2 separate regions of the Mus musculus genome follow, and region 2 is linked to region 1. The links are chromatin loops, found by intact Hi-C in ENCODE. Cell type or tissue: left cerebral cortex. All regions are shown on one strand. Region 1 holds the start of Slc16a11 (solute carrier family 16 (monocarboxylic acid transporters), member 11). Region 2 holds the start of Dvl2 (dishevelled segment polarity protein 2).

Region 1 (4,000 bases):
CAAGGCCAGGGCGCTGACCCACGCAGTGTCCTGGGCGCTTCGTTCAAAGTGCTCCGCGAGGTCGGGGAGGGCAAGGCCCAGGGAGCGTAAGAGCCCGTAGGAGAGCCCGTTCACGGCGAATGCTGCGGCCGCCACCACCCAGCCCCAGCCCCCGTCCGGGGGTCCGGCCGGCTTGGGGGTCATCGCCGTCTGCTGGGGTGGGGAAACACCTGTGAATGAAGTCTCCACGCCTGGGCCTCCGCTAGGGAGCTGACGTCCCTGAGATCCAGCCTCGGGCTGCTCGCCCAGGGAGGGCACGTCGCCCGGAGCATGGGCGCGGGAACCAGGCCTAGGGATAGAAGTCCTAGGTGCGCGTGAGGTCCTGGGATGGAGGGGCAGCAGGATCCCCCAGGCCAGGGGCTCATCCTTCCCAAACCCTCTTTCTCTTACCCGACCTCTCCCGGCGTTGGGGGTAGGGAAAGGGCGAAGGTGGGTTCGGCCGGATTTTCTCCGCGCTTTCCGCAGAAAGGGTTCTGCGGAGCAGCTAGCCAGCACAGAGATGGAGCCCAACTTGGACCGCTCTCTCCAGTAAACAGAGATCACCACAGGGGCCCAAGCCACCTGGGACACGGGGTGGGGGTGGGGGTGAATACCGAGGGCGGGGGAAAGAGAGACAGCCAATCCACCCAGGCCTGGCTAAGGCCTGACGCCGAGTCCCACGAGGATTGAATTATCCACACACGAGCCCCAGCCCTGGTTGGGGAACCGCGAGGAGTGAGCGTACCTGGTGGCCGCGCCCCGCCTCTCCCCGCGCCTCTCACGCCGCGGGGCTCACACCCACGCACCTGCTGCGCACGCAAGAAGAGCCCGGTTGCACTCTTCGCCCGGCCAACTGCCCACGCATGAAAATAGCAGTGGTCTCCAAAACCTAAATGAGTTCTTGGATTCTCGGATTTGTTGTTGAGGATCCTGTAAAGCTCCAACATCAAATCACTCAAATCACTGGCCTCCAATGGACAACACCAGCATGCCCTCACTAGAAAGGAAGGCGAGTTCTCGGTACCAAGACCTGTGATGTTCCAGGCAGTCTTTACATACTTGGCCATTTCATCCTTACAATATCCCTATGAAGATGGCACTATCCCCATTTTACAAATGTAATAGCTGACCCCTAACCCACCCCAAAGCGTTCAGCTAAAAAAAAAAAAAAAATTGAACTTAGGTTTATACTATCGTGGGAGGATACAGGGAGAACAGACCTAGGAGTGACACAGAGATTGGGGACAGTTGAGGGAAAGAGCTTGGAGAGACAGATTGATGTGAACTGTAGTGGAAAGGACAGAATTCATGCAGAGCCACAGTGTGAGGGTGGCTGGGAATAGCTGAAAGGCTTGGGCAAGATTTTTTTTTTTTTAAGGAAGAATTCAGAGAAATAAACCCAGGTGTTTTTCTTGAAGATTTTAACGAGCAACCTTCTTTAGCAGTCACTATTGCTTTACTTCCGCCATTTGATTCATTTGGTTTAATCATTAAACAATGCCATTGAAATTTCAGCGATTTGCAGGTTGGAGCTTATATCAACCCGTAGCCACGGGATGGCGGTGTTTCCTAATTGATGAGAAAGTATCAGCCTAGAAAGGGAAGAAACGTAGCTGAGAAGTCGTGAAACTGGAAGACTAAAGAGAGTAGACAGACTTTCAGAAGCACATCACTGTGTTTGGGGAAGGCCTCACAACCATTAAAGGAGAGCCAGGCTACCTTCCCATCCCACACTCCCACCCCAGGGAATCAGCGTCCTCCCTCCTCAGTAAGTCTACCCTTTTCTCAGTTCTGGGTTTTCACATAAATGGTTTTTCTGCTGAAATGTCCTAGAACAGAAGACCATGAAGGTGTGAGGCCCTGCCACAGACACCTTAGGAAAGTGGCCTCACTGCATTCACCAGCCAGGAGCTGTCTGTGAAAGCCACCGGAGTGGTGGCGCCTGCAGGTACTCAGCCACCAAGGAGGCAGGGAACAGCTGGCTGGTTTCTTGAGAAGGCCAGTAAGAAGTCTGCTCTCTGTAAGTGGAACCCGGCCAGCCCAAAGGAATGGCTCTCTCCGTGATGAAATAGAAATACAGCCAGAGAGGAGACTATTTCTGGGTTGTACCAAATAATGCTGTGTACTTTGGCAGAATGCAAAATCCGGAGCCTAGGGTGATTGGTTGTGAAAGGGCATGTTCCTCGTCTTCCTCATGCTCATAGCCAGAGCCAATGTGTGTTGTCCATGGAGTTAATGAACATTGGAAAAGTGGACCCCCTACCTAGAACCCCAAGAAGACTTACTAAGCTTGACTCTCGCTTCGCTATCTGAGTGCAAACGAGGATCTGCTTCCTTGTTTTTCAAATGGTTATAATAACAGTTACCTGATAGGGTTGTTGTAAGGATTAAATTCGTCATGGCGTATGCATGTGAAAGTAAGAGACTTAGAGCAGTGTCTGAATAGGATCCGTAACAGCCCTCACGGGCACCACCGTAGCCCAGGGCAACTGGACAAGGCTCTATCTACAGCACTGCCTCCCTTTGCCAAGTGGCCACTTCAGACTCAAAACCAAGTTAGTAAACTCAAGGTCAAGGAACCACACCAATCCTGTGAGTTTTTTTTTAGAATCACATGGGTTATAAAGTATGAATGCTTTTTGAAACATTAAATGGAGTTTTCTTTTTTGGGGGGTGGGGGTGGGAAGGATGAGGCTCCTGAAGCCCAGGCTGACCCAAGTTCACTGTGTAGCTCCTGAAGCCCAGGCTGACCCAAGTTCACTGTGTAGCTCCTGAAGCCCAGGCTGACCCAAGTTCACTGTGTAGCTAAGGATGACTTTGAACTTATGCTGCCTCCCAGGTGCTGGGGTTAAAGGTAATCAATCGCCTTGCATCAGCATGTAATCCCACCTCTGGCCTTTTCTCCTTCCAAGCTAAATGTACAACCATGTGAGCTGTCAGAAGTTCTTTCTGTCTTCTTTTTTTTTTTTTTTTTTTTTTTGTTTTGTTTTGTTTTGTTTTTCCGAGACAGGGTTTTTCTGTAGCCCTGGCTGTCCTGGAACTCACTCTGTAGACCAGGCTGGCCTCGAACTCAGAAATCCGCCTGCCTCTGCCTCCCAAGTGCTGGGATTAAAGGCGTGCGCCACCACGCCCGGCTCTCTTTCTGTCTTCTAAGAAGGTGTCCCTTTACCTATGCCCTTTAAGGCTCCGAGTCCCAGACAGAGACTGGACTGCGGCCGCTGTCCACTTTCAGGTGGTGTTCAGCCTGCAGAGCATCTGTAAACAAGGGTCTAGTCTTGTCTTCCTCAGTCAGCAAACCGTAAGGCACACCCCATGAAGCTGTAGGTGTGTATGTGCTCGGGGACAGAAAGCATTGTGAAAGGAGTAGGATCGAGGGGCATTTGAGCAACTTCATGTCACTTGGTTGTGCCTCAGGACCTGCTCCAGCCCAAACACATCCATACCATTTCCATTCCATAATGGATTGCAGCTGCGCATGTCCAGCTTTATGGCTTGGTGGGTCAGACGACACCCAGCTCATGATGGACAGCTCACGTCGCATGGTAATCTGGTTAATCCGTCATCAAGTGCCAAATGTTTAGTTTCCACTAAGGCCCAGTAGCAGGCCAATGGCTGTCTGCAGATGATGGAGAGCCATGCCTTCACTGTGATTCACCCCCAGGAGTCTGACAGAGACTCCGAACAGCATCTCTATCTGCCACCAATACCTCAAGTACCATCAAGTCTACTGCATTTCATGGTTCAAGTGGTAGAGCAGCCTGGACCTGCTGAAGAGACTTCTCCTGTTCCAGATTCCACACAAAACTAGCAGCTTTCTGAGTCACTCAGTATGGGCTGGTGTAACACACCCAAGTGAGGAATGTGCTGTCTCCAGGAACCAAATAGATCCACTAAACATTATACTTCTTACTTGGTAGTAGGAGGGGCCAAATACAAAAATTTATCCTTCGCCTTAGAAGGAATATCTCTGCATGCCTCACAC
Region 2 (4,000 bases), 210 kb after region 1:
ACTCTGCCTCTCCATCCTGGTATTAAAGGCATATGTCACCAAACTTGGCTATGCCACTCAGCCAGCATGCATCACCATGCCCAGCTCCTCTGCTTTCACAGTGAAGTAACTTGCTTTTATACACAAATAAATAAATAAAAATTCTAGACTCTCTCATTTACCACTACCCCAACTCATCCTTAGAGGCACAATGCCACTCCAAAGACTTCTTCCCATTTGATCCAAACCTCAAAGTACCACTCCAAAGTCCCTTTGGGACAGTTCCCACAACTGCTCCAAATATCTAATTTAAGAGCCTGGCTGGCCGCCTAACCATCTCTGTCCTACACATCTGTCCCATAAAAGCCTCTGGTCCTCACGGAACCTGCTGCCTTTGAGTTCTCTCTAATTCACAAGCAGAGCCACCCAAATGTGTGGCTTTTCTGGGTAAAAAATCACCCTTACATGCAACAATAACAGTCCACGTGTGGAACGCTCCCATGGAGCGAGGAAGCTGGGCTTCCCAATTCCGGGCCACCTCACCTCACTAAGCAATCTGCTCGGTCTGAAAAATCCCAAAGCCCAGCCTCCCACAGGTTCCTGTAGTGGACTAGACCTGTTCCTTCCTTCTCATACCCACAAGAAATCATTAGTACCTATTAGATTCAACACATGTCCTGGGTGTGTGGCACAAGCCCTCACCTTTGTAAGCAAATCCATGTAGACAAACTATGAGCCATGAGCCATTCTTTCCCACACATAACACCCTCACCCTCAAATCAGAGCTTCTTCGGGGTGGGGATGGGGGCTAAAGAATTGGCTCAGTGGTTCAGAACACTCGTTCTCGCAGAAGACCCAGGTTTAGTTCCCAGAATCCACCTAGTGGCTCACAACTATCCATAGTTCGAGTCCCAAGGGATCTGACTTGTCTCAGCCAAGCTTTCCAGGCACCAAGCAGGCACACTGTGTGCACAGATTTGTCTGTGTGATTAGTTCTAGCCTAACGTACTCTGGGGGCTTGGGGATAGGCCTCACGAATACATTTGCTATCAAGACGGCACACGAGCTACTCAACATTAACCAACTCTTCCCAACAGAACCCCACCGGACATGGCCCAGTCTCCTCCAAAGCAAGCAGTTCTGTATCGTGTAATGTAGTCTATGAACTAGTTAGCTTCCATACTAAATGAAAATTACCAGTCACCAAGAATGTACCATGTGCCATGCACCGAAATTAAGCATTTTACACTATGATTATCACCATGCCACAGATGAAGAAATCAAAGCACAAAAGCTAAATAAATTGCCCAAAATTATAATGCAAAAAGAACAACCTTGATATAAACCCAAGACCAACTCCCTAGGCAGCATCACCTTCTCCACATCGAACAACTGTTAACAAGGGTCCAGCCTGTTCAGGGAGCCGAGGGGGATGTGCTCCCACCACAGGGACTTTCACAGGTAAGAAGTCTCTCCCCAACCCAGGTGGTAGGTCACCTTCCTGTCCCCAGGACCCTGCTATCCCTGCTTGTCAACTCAGGACATCATAGCCTAACACAGTCTGAGCTTGGGGACACAGAAGGCTCAGTCCCAATCTCTACAACAACAAGAAACTGCCTTAAATTATAGTCTCAGTCCAGCACAGGGTCACCCAGCATGTCACAAATCACCCCAGAACTCCATAGCCCCCAGCGTCCCCACACAAGCAGCCCTTTGCACCATACTGATTACAGTACCCCATTCTGCTATGATGTAGCAGTACCACTACCCCATTTGTTCCCACTTGTCCCTGTCTTGTAACTTGTAAAAAGCCCAGGTCTGGGCCAGGCATCCTGACTGCCACACGTTATCTAGTTCCAGCACTATGGATGCAGGTGTAGAGGCAGGGCTGCTACAAGTTCAAGGCAAGCCTGTTCTATATTGTGTTCTAGGTAGCTTCAGTAACAGAAGGAAGTTCTTGGCTCAGCAGCAGACTGACTGGCTCTGGAGAAGACTGGAGTTCAAGTCCCAGCACACACATAGTGGCTGGCAGATGCTAACTCCAGTTCTAGGAGATCCCATGCCATCTACTGGATTCATTGGGCACTGCATGCTTGTGGTACACACTATGCATGCAGAACACCCAAACACATAAAGTAGCTTTTGTTTGTTTTATGACAAGGTTTCTCTGTGCAGCCCTAGCTGTCCTGGCACTGGCTCTGTAGACCAGGCTAGCCTTGAACTCAGAAAACTGCCTGCCTCTGTCTCCCAAGTGCTCAGATTAAAGATGTGCACCACCACTGCCCAACACATAAAATATCTTTAAAAAAAAAAAAAAAGCAAAAAAATCCTCCAACTCTCTTCAGCCCCCAGGGGGTATCGGGGTAGCGGGGAGAGGAGGTTCTGGCCCTAAGAGGAAATAAGAACTCAGAAAAGTTCAGAATGGTACATGCTTTGCCAGGAAAGTCTACTTCAAAACAGCCTAATATATCCCAATAGATCTCGCTGCAATATTACAGACTCTACCATCCCAAAATAATACTATGGAACCTGATTAATAAGCCAGAATAGCCTAATTGTCTCACTATAGCCCGGTCTACATAAAAACACTGCATGCCCAGCATATTGGCTCACACCTGTTTATTTCAGCTCTGGGGGCTAAGGCAGGAACTCCATGGGTTCGAAGCCAGCCTAGGATACAAGGAATAAAGCCCTACCTCCAAACAAAAGAACAAATCAAAACAGGCAAACAAAATTACAGACTATCTCTATCTAACTCGCGTGCAGACGTCTGAGAGCGAGCATCCCAGCTCACCAAAAGATAGATGGCTCTAATCTCCGCACAGCCTAGCATAACCTCAAGCATCACTTCTTTGCCTTTTGGCTAAAATCATGGAGAGAGAATGGCCAAACAAACCAGTGTTCCCCATTCCTCCAACCTAATTTTCTCGCCATCCAGCCCTTTCTTCTATGTGTCCAAATATAACCTTGTCCGTCTTGGGATGGGCTTTCTACCTTAGCACAGTACAATATGCTATGCTCCACTACAGGCCAGAAACAGTCCAAGGTAGACCGGTCTCCCTCAATATCGCCCAATCCACTCTAGCATACCCACCGTCCTTCCCAGTCTAGGCCTCGCGCTTACCCAAAATCCTGATCCATGGACTTGAAAAAGTACTTGGCGCCCGCGGGCCGCTGCAAAACGCTCTTGAAATCGCCGAGCGTGATGCGCTCCGCCGGGACAGGGATCTTCACCAGGTAAGGAGTCTCTTCTTCATCCAGATGGTAAATCACCTTCGTCTCGCCTACACCACCGCCCCCCGCGCTGCTGCCCGCCATGGTCTCGCTCGCGCGCTCCCGGGCTCAGCCGCCCACCCAACAGGACTAAGCGCCCCCGCCGCGCCTGCGCACACCCGCAAACTGACGCGCTAGCGCCAACAGCGCAGGGCCAGTGCGGAAGACGTGCCCAAGGAGGATGGCGGGGACCAGCGGGCTGATCGGGAAGAGCTGTGTGGCGAGACTCAAAACCTAGACCGCACAGTCGAGGGCCACTAGCTCCACGGACGTCGCGAGCAGCACCGAGGTCCCCGCCCACCTCTCCCCATGCCACGTGACCCAAGCCCGCCCACTTTGCGCAGCCGACTGTGCTTCACGTGACTTCCTTGAGTCACGTTACTACAAGCTCCACCTAGACACTCACGTGACCACTGCCTTGAGCAACGGTCTTCAGCCCTAGACGACTCCGCCCCCAAACGTGTACAACCCGCCCCCCCCCCTCCCAAGTACCTTAGCAAGCTTCTACTCTTGGAATGCTGGCAACTGGCCCCCACTTTGCCTTACCCATCTGAGGTTCAAGGCACCTCAATAGCAACTATAAGAGGGGCGGGGATATGGGCTGATGAGTGAGAATTGTAACCTGGGACCCTTAGGGCAGTACTCCTACTAGACTGTACTTGGGATGAGAAAGCCGAAATAGTCTTCAGAGATGTCTGAGGGGCATTAGACAGTGCCCAAGCCAGATTTGGCCCCTAAACTTCCCATC

What was found. Peaks named below come from ENCODE experiments on the same cell type or tissue, not always from the same donor. Only the 100,000 strongest peaks of a DNase experiment are listed, where the experiment ranks them.
Region 2: a loop joins it to region 1, with 2.8 times the contacts of the local background. A loop is called at or near these places in 1 of 42 quality-filtered maps.

Annotation. Positions count from the first base shown.
Region 1 is chr11:70,210,694-70,214,693 of GRCm38, reverse strand. Slc16a11 (solute carrier family 16 (monocarboxylic acid transporters), member 11) reads right to left here and starts at 784. Exons shown (of 5, transcript NM_153081.3): 1 at 430-784; 2 at 1-192. The coding sequence starts at 183. In left cerebral cortex, a CTCF peak has its summit at 1,558 (motif pointing right); DNase peaks (open chromatin) are centred at 789, 1,579, 1,988, 3,862 and 1 more place; H3K4me3 peaks cover 1,055 bases; H3K27ac peaks cover 1,338 bases.
Region 2 is chr11:70,000,130-70,004,129 of GRCm38, reverse strand. It overlaps Dvl2 (dishevelled segment polarity protein 2), which reads right to left and starts at 3,538. Exons shown (of 15, transcript NM_007888.4): 1 at 3,104-3,538. The coding sequence starts at 3,297. In left cerebral cortex, a CTCF peak has its summit at 2,061 (motif pointing left); DNase peaks (open chromatin) are centred at 2,056 and 3,514; H3K4me3 peaks cover 1,387 bases; H3K27ac peaks cover 1,177 bases.